2 separate regions of the Homo sapiens genome follow, and region 2 is linked to region 1. Evidence: chromatin contacts called from ENCODE Hi-C or POLR2A ChIA-PET data. All regions are on one chromosome and are shown on one strand. Each heading gives the region's core, a stretch centred on a gene start or an enhancer-like site at or near the end of the contact. The rest is flanking DNA. Distances are from core to core; before and after follow the strand shown. Region 1 holds the start of NONO (non-POU domain containing octamer binding). Region 2 has its middle 17 kb from the start of CXCR3.

Region 1 (5,006 bases), core at 1,638-4,137:
ATAATTTTTCAATTCACGATTTCATTCAAAAAATATTCAGTGAATGCCTACCATTTGCTAGGCACTATTCTAGATGGTTACAGTGGATTAGTGAACAAAGCAGATTCTTGCCTACAGAACTTGCTTCTAGTGAGAGACAATATATATAAGTAAATTATATAGTACTTAAGAGGTAAGTGCTATGGGAAAATAAATAAAAATGGGGGAGGAAGGCAAAGTGGATAGGGAGAAGGAGGCAGATGGTAAACCTCACAACATCTGACATTTCAGCCAAGATTTAAATTTTCACATTTATATCATTTAATCAATTTTGTTTCTCATTAATGTTATAAGGTATCAGAAATTACAACTTAAAATTTTATTTAAAAATTTTTAAACAGAAATTACAATCAGATACTTATTACAAAATGTATTATAGAAAATTTAGAAAAACCAAAATAAATAAAAATACAAATATAAAAATCCATAGACCTGCCACTAAAAATAGTCACTGTTAACATGTTGGTATATCCTTCTAGTCATTAATTTATGTATTTGAAATGAGATATGATAAATACTATTTTGTAACCTGTTTTTTCCACTTTATGATGTATCATAAACAGCTTTCATGTCATTAAATCTTTTACGTTAACGGACACAGCATTCAGTTGTCAACCAAGTCCCTATTGTGTTGGACACCTGGGTCGTTTCTAATTTTTCACCATTATAATCAATGCTCATAGCTAAATCTTTGGACATATCCATGATTAAATATTCCTCCCACAATTTTCCATTCTTGCTTATTTAGACATACATTATCATTTCAGTAACTGATAATGCACCCTTGTATATTCAGAGTTTCCTCATTTCTGCTAATGTCAACATAATTGTAATTTTTAATGACTATATAAAGTTCACCAGGATGTACTACTTTACTAAACTACTCCCTACTATAAGACATTTAGGTGGTTGTTTTTGGCTTTTCCTATTATAACGCTGCAGTAAATGTCTTCTGGCTTTCAGCTTTATTTCCATTTAATTATTTCCATAGGATAAATTCTTAAAAATAGAATCTATCCTGTGACTCTTGCCACATAGTGCAACGTCGTTTTCTCAAAAAGTTGTAAGGATTTTAAACGCCATGAGCAGGTGTAGCAGTTTCATGGCAAATGAGATACCTTTAAAAAAAAACAACAAAAAAAGAAAATAGTGTTTTAAAAAATAAGATATAAAAGCAGGAAGTTAAAACATACAAAATCTAAAGTCCACCCTGGAAATAGTTGGGGATGGGGCAAGGTGGGCATCAGAATCAAATCTTTTCCTACTTGGGTTCCAGGTGTTAAACATCTCTCTTCCCCTGGCCCCGGAGAGGCCCAGGATGGAATGCACTAGTGAAGACTATCATAATAAAGCACCTATAACAGTGCCCACCAAGTAGCAAGTACCTTGAGAAGTATTTCTTCCTATCACCTACTTCTGATGACCACCAATATAATTTGGAAATATGTGCAGAACCCTCTTCAGAGTAATAAATTCACTGTCGCCTAAATACTGGGCCTCTGAAAAGAGAACACAGCACGAAGATCAGCAGCAAAGATTACTGTCTACTTGTGTCCCTGAGACTAATAATCCTGATGAAGAATTTTGAGAGAAAACACGTATTGCTGGTTGAGAAAGACTCTAACCACTGGGCATGCTACAGTTAAACAAATGTTTAGGTAGAGGACCAAACACTACATCACACATATCTGAAATCTAAATCTGGTATAAATTTACAAGACTGAGATGGCTGCCTGGATGGCCAGCCTGAAAGCTGTAAAATGAACTAAGGTCCTTCTCTAAGAGTTTCTTAGGACTTTTCATTTAATAACAAGGAAGGTGGACAAGGACACAGTATAAATATAACCAGGGCCCCCCCACTAGAGTTGCCAGATTTAGCAAATAAAATACACAACCCACAATTAAATTTGAAATTTAATTGAAAACTATGCAACATATACTTAAAAATAATTGGTTGTGTAGGTGAAATTCTAATTCAACTGGGTGCCCGGTGTTTTGTCTGGCAACCCTATCCCTTCCTTACACCTACCTCAACTTCGATTGCAGACAGCAAAGTGCCTCCCAGTTCCCTCTAACCTCGACTTCTCTGTTAAAAACACAAAGAAACGTGTCAGGTTATGGTAAGAGTTTCTCAAACTGGAAAATAAAATACTCGATGCGAAATCCATAAATTTAAGTTTCATTTTAAAAAGTGATGCTATATAAATGCGTCAAGGAGCTAGGCGGTTAGGACTTTAGAAAAAGGGCATACAGAAATCTGACTACGAAAGCGGCGGGCTCTGGATATGCAGAGGAACTTTCCAGCTAAGAGTTTTGACAAAGAAATATCGCTTGAGGGGCCCCACTTGCCCATTCTGAATTAATGGCCTCGCGGGGCCGAGAGGAGGAGCGCCCGACAAAGCGCCTCCTCCTCTAACCAACCACGACTTCAGCGATCTCTCATAATAGACCCCACACCGTCGGGCCCAGGGCGGCTCAGAGGCCGGCAACTTACTGACACGGGTAAGATTCGGAGATGAGTTGCACAAAGAAACAGGGCAGGAACGAAAATGGGGAAAGCCCGAAGCGAAGCGAGTTGAGAAAGGTGGCCCCCCGCGGGTGGGCTGAGAAGGCAGTGTGGCGGCAGAGACAAGGCCTCAAGGGGCCTCGGAAGCGCCATCCACCCTCCAAACCTAGCTTCGCCCTAGCCTCTTCCTTCGCTGATTGTTCCAAGAAATCCCACTACCCTCCCAAACAAGAACCAAGACGTCCCAAAACTCACCCTCTACCGACTGGTATCTCCTCGGAGTAACGGCGACGCTACACGGCCTCTCCCGTCCCGAGAAAAGAGCGCGCGACCGCCGGAAACGAGACGACGGAGCTCGGTGCCTGCCAAGGGGTACAAAATGGCGTTCTCGATTGGTTAGCTAAACTGCCAATCAAGGTTTAGCTCCCGAGGCGGAATCATTTTTCCGCCATTTCTTAGATTCTATTGGCTGCCGAATGCCAAAGGCTTGAGTTCGTGTGAACGACAGATGGGGACAAAGAGCGAGGCTTTGTACCTAATGCGCATGTGCAAGCGGCCTGGCGCGTGAGACGGGAAAGGAAAGGGGGAGGGGGAAAAGGAAAGGGAGAGGAGCTGGGGGTGGGGGTCGGAAGGAGAGACCTAAACGAACTGACTGAAAGACTGAAAGACCAAGTGGTGGGAGGGGGAAAGGAGAGGAGAAAAAGGGAGAGGAAAGTGGAAAGAGGGAGAGGAAGGGGAGAAAATGCGCGCGTAGGCGTGCTCGGAGCAGTCCTGCACTGCGCCTGTGCAAGAAGCAAGAGTAACAATGTCATTGTATTCAATGGAATAGATTTGGCCTTTTCCTACTGAAAAAAATGCCCCGCCATGTTTCTTTTTTCACACTTCCTTGTTAGGGCTTGCATCCTGACACCCCATACTTAATCATATTTCTAGATGCTTCTCCTGTTGCTGGGGCTACTCGGGAAACGCAACTGAAATAGTCAACTCTTTGGTCATGGTTACAGACGGGGTGGGGGAGGAGGGGGTGCATCATACCTTAGGCTCTGCGTGATTACACAGAATTGTAACCAGCACCCTCATTTCCATGGTAACCAGAAAACCTAGCAGTCCAAACATCACTATTGTTCCTATGATTTACTGAGAGATTCAACAGGTGTCATCATTGCCATGGATATATTGTAGGCCTCTAGATCAGACTGTATATTCCATAGGAGGCCTATCAGTAACTAACCTTCATTGTTTCAGTAATGCCTAACTCGCCCCGCCCCCGTGGTTAACCAAGGACTACAAGGATCAATTGATAAGTATGTGTTGTTAATTCCCATTAATTAATTCACACTCAGGGTTGCAGGGTATCCCAATGGGCACCACCTTATGTGGGGACACAATGATCTAGACTTGGGCTGTTCAATAGAACTGTGTGCAATGATGGAAAGGTCCTATGTCTGCTGTGTTCAATATGGCAGCTACTAACTATAAGTGGCCATTGAAATATGACTAATGCAACTGAGAACCTGAATTTTTAATTCCGGCTAGGTGCAGTGCTCATGCCTATAATCCCAGTACTTTGAGAGGCCGAGACGGGAGGATCGCTTAAGCCTAGGAGTTCGAGACCAGCCTGGGTAACATGGCGAAACTCCATCTCCGAAAAAAAGCAAAAATTAGCCTGTCGTGGTGGAGTGTCCCTGTAGTCCCACCTACTCAGGAGGTTAAGGTTAAGGTGGGAGGATAGCTTGAGCTCGGGAAGCAGAGGCTGCAATGAGTGGAGATCGCGCCACTGCACTCCAGCCTGCGTGACAGAGTGAGACCCCGTCTCAATTAAAAAGAAGAAGAAGAAAACTAATACTTACTCATAGAAAAAAAAAGAAAAATCAAACAATACCCAACAGTATAAAGAGAAAAGTCTTGGCCGGGTGTGGTGGCTCACGCCTGTAATCCTAGCACTTTGGGAGGCCGAGGCGGGAGGATCACGAGGTTAGGAGATCGAGACCATCCTAGCTAACATGGTGAAACCCCGTCTCTACTAAAAATACAAAAAAAAAATTAGCCGGCGTGGTGGCGGGTGCCTGTAGTCCCAGCTACTCGGGAGGCTGAGGCAGGAGAACGGTGTGAACCCAGGAGGCGGAGCTAGCAGTGAGCCAAGATTGCGCCACTGCACTCCAGCCTGGGCAATGAGTGAGACTCCGTCTCAAAAAAAAAGTCTCCCCCCCATTCATTCTCTAGAGATAGCAATTATGACCACTTTCTTGCGTTTCTATTTTCTATGTATGTACTGTTTATATTTATTTACTTAGAGACAGTCTTGCTCTGTCACCCAGGCTGGAGTGCAGTGGCACAAACACAGCTCACTGCAACCTCTGCCTTTCAGGTTCTAGCGATTCTCCCACCTCAGCTTCCTCAGTAGCTGGGACTACAGGAGTGCACAACTACGCCCACGGTGGGTTTGTATGTTTTGTAGAGA
Region 2 (5,006 bases), core at 1,776-4,275, 350 kb before region 1:
CGGTATCCAAAATTCTATTCTACGCTGGTGCAGACTGTCCTGTGGGAGCCCAAAAAGAAGCAGTCACTACTGCATTGGAGGTTTGAGGCCAGCTTCTGAAAGGAAGAGATTCCCAATGGATAAGGCAACTGAGTTAGGACAGAGCACATGGGAACACATGCACAGAGGCATGGAGAGGAGCCTGTTGACTCATTTGGTGAACAAACTTGGCAGTATGCTTAGTAAGTGGGACTCTTGTTAAAGAGCCAGGCCACTGGGGCCTTGTGTGTCAGGCTCAGGGCATCGACCTATATACACAGGGCCATGGGGAAGAGCACTGTCGAGTTTTGAACAGGGAAATGATATGATTAGATTTGTATCCTGAGCAATCTTTCCATATCAAGGCAAGACTGGGCACAGGGGAATCAGGTAAGAGGGGCTGTCACAGCGGGCCAGTAGAGAGATGCCAGCTTGAGCCTCGGGAGGAAGGGCAGAGAGGAGGGAACCTATTTAAGAACATACGCTTCTGAGCACTTGTGCTGGTAGGGTTGCTGAATCATCGCAGATGCACCTGTTGCCTAGATACTACCCAGCTGCTCTCCAAAAAGGCTGCACCAATTTACGTAGGAAATGTTCTTTAGAGCACCCCAGCTATTTTTCATTCTTTCTCAGTCTTCCCATAATGCTATTGCATATTAACTGCCCTGTGAAGGAGAATCATATTCTCTGATGTGGATAAAGAAAATCAAAAGCTTCATGTTAAACTTGTGATTCCCCGTGTACTATGCATGGCTCCCCCCTGCTTTCTCTTCTACTATGCCCAGGCTCCTCAGTACATTGAAAGGTGTATCTTTCTTTATTGTTAGTCATCCCAGACTATAAATCTAGGTATACAAGAAACATTGCCTCTCTTTATTGTTTTTCTATATCAATCTAATTTCAATTCTGCACTCCGTCTTGGCAGAGTCTGGGAAATTCACCCTGAGTCATCCTCACATTTCCTGCTTCCCTGATGTCAAGAAGAGGTCTTGGGACCTTTCACGGTATCAGACATCTAGGGGCAGAGGGGTAGAGGGTCTTGTTGTCTGTAAGTTTCTGCTAAGCCATTCATTCTACCCTGTTCATTGCTGCTTCTGTGGCTGAGGAAATCTGCCAGGCAGCTGGAAGGCCTGCAGTTTCCGGTGCATCTCCCTGCACACACCAAGGGACCACTCCTCTTTGGGGAATTACCAGCTCCTCAGAGTGTTACTAGGAAGCAGGGCCCGGGGACCCACAGCTCTCTCTCTCCTCCCTCTTCTCCTTCTACCCAGGCTGTATACCTCTCCTGAGGCAATAAAGCACATAGCTGGCTTCATTTTGATAAGGTGTGGGGAGAAAGAGGGAAACACAAGGAGGGAAGATACAGGCTTCAGCCTATGGCACCTAAAGGGATAAACTGATTGTCTACTAAAAATACAAAAAAATTAGCCGGATGTGGTGGCACGTGCCTGTAGTCCCAGTTACTTGGGAGGCTGAGGCAGGAGAATCGCTTGAAGCCAGGGAGGCAGAGGTTGCAGTGAGCCCAAATTGCACCACTGCACTCCAGCTTGGGTGACAGAGCGAGACTCTGTCTTGGAAAAAATAATAATAATAAAATAAAATAAAAAGCCAACATCCAATCTAATGTTAAAATACTTAGGCCGGGCACAGAGGCTCATGCATGTAGTCCCAGCACTTTGGGAGGCCAAGGTGGGAGGATCGAGACCAGCCTGGGCAACATAGTGAAACCCGGTCTCCACAAAAAGAAAAAACCAAGCTTAAAATACTTAAGTGGGGGGTGTAGCCCAACATCATGTTTTCACAGGAAATCTCCCAGGGGACATTGCCACTTTTCCTCCTAGGATAACGACCCTTTTCTTCCTAGGCCTCTGTGGTAGGCAGAATAATTCCCCAACTACCAAAGATATCTACATCCACATCCTAACCCAGAACCTGTGTGTGTGTGAGATTACATGTCGAAGGGGAATGAAGATTGCAGATAAAATTAAGGTTGCCAATCAGCACACTTGTGACAGGGATATTCTCTTGGATTATCCAGGTAGGCCCAGTGTAATCTCAGCATCCCTATAAGTAGAAGAGGGAGGCAGAATGAACGAACCAGACAGATGGCAGTGTGAGAAGGACTTGGCCTGACGTTACCAGGTTTTAAGATGGGGGAAGGGGCCATGGGCCAAGGCATCCAGAAGTTGGAAAACGCAAGGAAATAGACTCTTCCCTAGAGCCTCTAGAAGAAACACCAAGCCTGCCAACACTTTGATTTTAGTCCAGTGAGACGCATCTCAGGCTTTTTTTTTTTTTTTTTTTGAGTCAGATTTTCACTCTTGTCACCCAGGCTAGAGTGCAATGGCAGGATCTTGGCTCACTGCAACCTCCGCGTCCTGGGTTCAAGCAATTCTCCTGCCTCAGCCTCCCCAGTAACTGGGACTACAGGTGCATGCCACCACGCCTGGCTAATTTTTTATTTTTATTTTTAGTAGAGACTAAAAATATTATTTGTTTCACCATGTTGGCCAGGCTGGTCTCGAACTTCTGACCTCAGGTGATCCGCCCGCCTCAGCCTCCCAAAGTGCTGGGATTACAGGCTTGAGCCACTGCACCCAGCCCGCATCTCAGACTTCTGACTTCTAGAACTATAAGGTAATAAATTTGTATTGTTTGAAGCCACTAAATTTGTCATAATTTTTTATAGCAGCAGTAGGAAATAAATACAAGCTACAAAAGGAAATCATGGTTTTTAATTTCTTCTTATGATTTTCAGTGTAACTGTTTCCATTCTGGGGCTTGAAGGTAGCCCTGAGCATGGCTGGTATCCTGTTTTCTCCCACACCTTAGGGTGGTGGAGGATGGGGTTAGGACACATGGTCTGCCTCTGGCCCTGGCCTCGTGGGCTTGTAGAAATCCATGTCTCCCCTTTCCCTCTAAGCCATGTAAAAGCCAAGTCTTGACTAGAGATGAGTGTTGACAGCTGCTGGATCTACAAATAGGTCCTCCTTCCAGGCCTGTGGCGGGATTGCACGTCCCAGGGAATCTCTTTAGAGTTAGGTGTGGACATGTGGCTTGCCTTTGCCAATGAAGCTTTAAGACACAGTGTACAATTCATCTCGTTCTCATCCCACTGCTGCAGTGAGCATGAAAGAATGTGCCAAGATGGGGCCACTGTCAGCGCCTGGGTCCCTGGATGACTACAGTAAGCCAAGCCTTCGCTAACCTGTGTTGTACATTTAATGTGAATAAAAAATAAAGTTCTGTTTGATTAACGCTCTGAGGTTTGGTACTTTTTGTTTCACAGCATAGCCTAGTCTGGCTTGGCCTGACAAATCTGGGTCTTTTTTTTTTTAAGAACCAGGGTCTCAGTCTGTCACCCAGGCTAGAGTACAGCGGCACAATCATGGCTCGCTATAGTTTCGAACTCCTGGGCTCAAGTGATTCTCCTGCCTCAGCCTCCCAAGTAGCTGAGACTACAAGCACACACCACCACACCTGGCTAATTTAAATTTTTTTTTCTTATAAAGATGGGCTCCCACTGTGTTGCCCTGGCTGGTCTCAAATTCCTGGGCTCAAGTGATCCTCCCGTCTCAGCCTCCCGAGTACCTGGGACTACAGGCGTGTGCCACCACACCGGGCTCTGGGTCTTACCAGATTCTCTGTCTCCTAGTCAGCCTCTTCACTCATGTGGCCACGAGAGGCAGGGCCTGAGCTTTCCTCATTTCAGACACAAACATGTGCAACGCAGACTCTGGCCCCAGCCTCACAATAAAAAGTGAGAAAAAAAAATCTGCCTTGTTTCTCTCCCCAGGGAGCTGGGAGGCTGAGGGAGCTAGGCCCTGCACAGGACCCACTAGAGAAAGAAAGGAGCATTCCTTTATGGAAGTGCCAACCTCAAAAGGGTGGAAGTAAATCCTTCATGAGGCCTCATACCAGTTAGCTTGAACCTCACATGTACATTTAATACTTTGGCACCAAAAGCACTGGCCCATCCTAAAGGTCAACTTCTCTTGCAGAGAGCCAGAGGAGAGATACTGCAGTCCCTCGCCTCCAGCCTCAGCAGTCATGACAGGGTTATCCCAATCCCCCTGGGGCAGAAGGGAGTAGACACTGACCACTGGGCCTAAACCAGGGGCTTCCCTTTTAAAAAAACAAAAACAGAAACTAACAAACAACAACAATGAAAAACATCTCTTTCCTCCAGGCAACTCCTGGCAGCTCTTGCTAGTCCTCTACGTCTCCGCCGCCCCTGGTCCTGTAGTCTCCATGTAGGGGCCAAGGCTGTGGAACATCAGCGGCTCCAGGGACCCTTTTTCTCTTGTGCTTTTCACTGCCCCTCATGCTTGCTGAGACTTTCTCCCCAGCACAGCCAGTGCTCCTGGACCTTTCACATTCATTATTATCTCACCGAGAAGGTCAAGAGGGTTAATCATTGATGTCAACGTTATGAAACTTGTTACTACTCTTAAAGATGATATTAAACAGCTGTTTTGAAATTCTCATTGCCTCAGCACTATGGTCTAGTGGCTTTCCACTCTTGATGTGCATTACAATTACCTGGAGAGCTCTTGAAAACCACCCAGAGCCAGACACTCTCCCTGGCCTAATTAAACGAGAAGCACGGGGTCCTCATTGCTCTCTATCAGGCATAATTACCTCTCCATGTCTTTGTGCGCTGTGGGTCCTAGTCCCTGACACACAAAAAGAATCAGCAGCAGCACTTGGTCAATATCCAGCCTCATCTCTCCCATCTTGAGGAGGGTCTGACAAGTGTAGCATTCTTTGAAATTTCCGAGAAATTGTTTCTTCCTGTACTCCCTTCCCATCTCCACCCCATTCTTTCTAAAAGCCTGTTTTCCTCAAATCAACATTCCTCAGAATATATTCTGTAGAGAGACCAGGGGAGCTGGGAAAAACACAGTAGTTAGTGACTGTGGTTGGCTGATAATGGCTCCCAAAGATAAGTCTGGTCCTAACCCCTGAAACCTGTGAATGCTGCTTTA

What was found. A loop is a pair of places that touch in the nucleus more often than their neighbours do. ChIA-PET counts read pairs that join two places held with the same protein, here RNA polymerase II (POLR2A). Pooled maps may share reads with other maps.
Region 2: a loop to region 1 is called in a pooled map, with 4 times the contacts of the local background. The contact joins the enhancer-like site here to the promoter of NONO in region 1. A Hi-C loop is called at or near these places in 2 of 37 single-sample maps with no recorded cell type and 11 of 50 pooled maps. POLR2A ChIA-PET finds 5 or more read pairs at or near these places in 2 of 52 experiments (OCI-LY7 and activated naive CD8-positive, alpha-beta T cell).

What each region holds. Positions count from the first base shown.
Region 1 is chrX:71,281,516-71,286,521 of GRCh38, reverse strand. NONO (non-POU domain containing octamer binding) reads right to left here and starts at 2,887. Exons shown (of 12, transcript NM_007363.5): 1 at 2,801-2,887; 2 at 2,069-2,125.
Region 2 is chrX:71,632,615-71,637,620 of GRCh38, reverse strand. No RefSeq gene overlaps it. Among named protein-coding and RNA genes, the nearest start is that of CXCR3, 17 kb to the right of the region's middle. Within about 2 kb of position 3,025, at least 3 of the 41 ENCODE cell types and tissues checked have a DNase peak (open chromatin) inside an H3K27ac peak, as active enhancers do.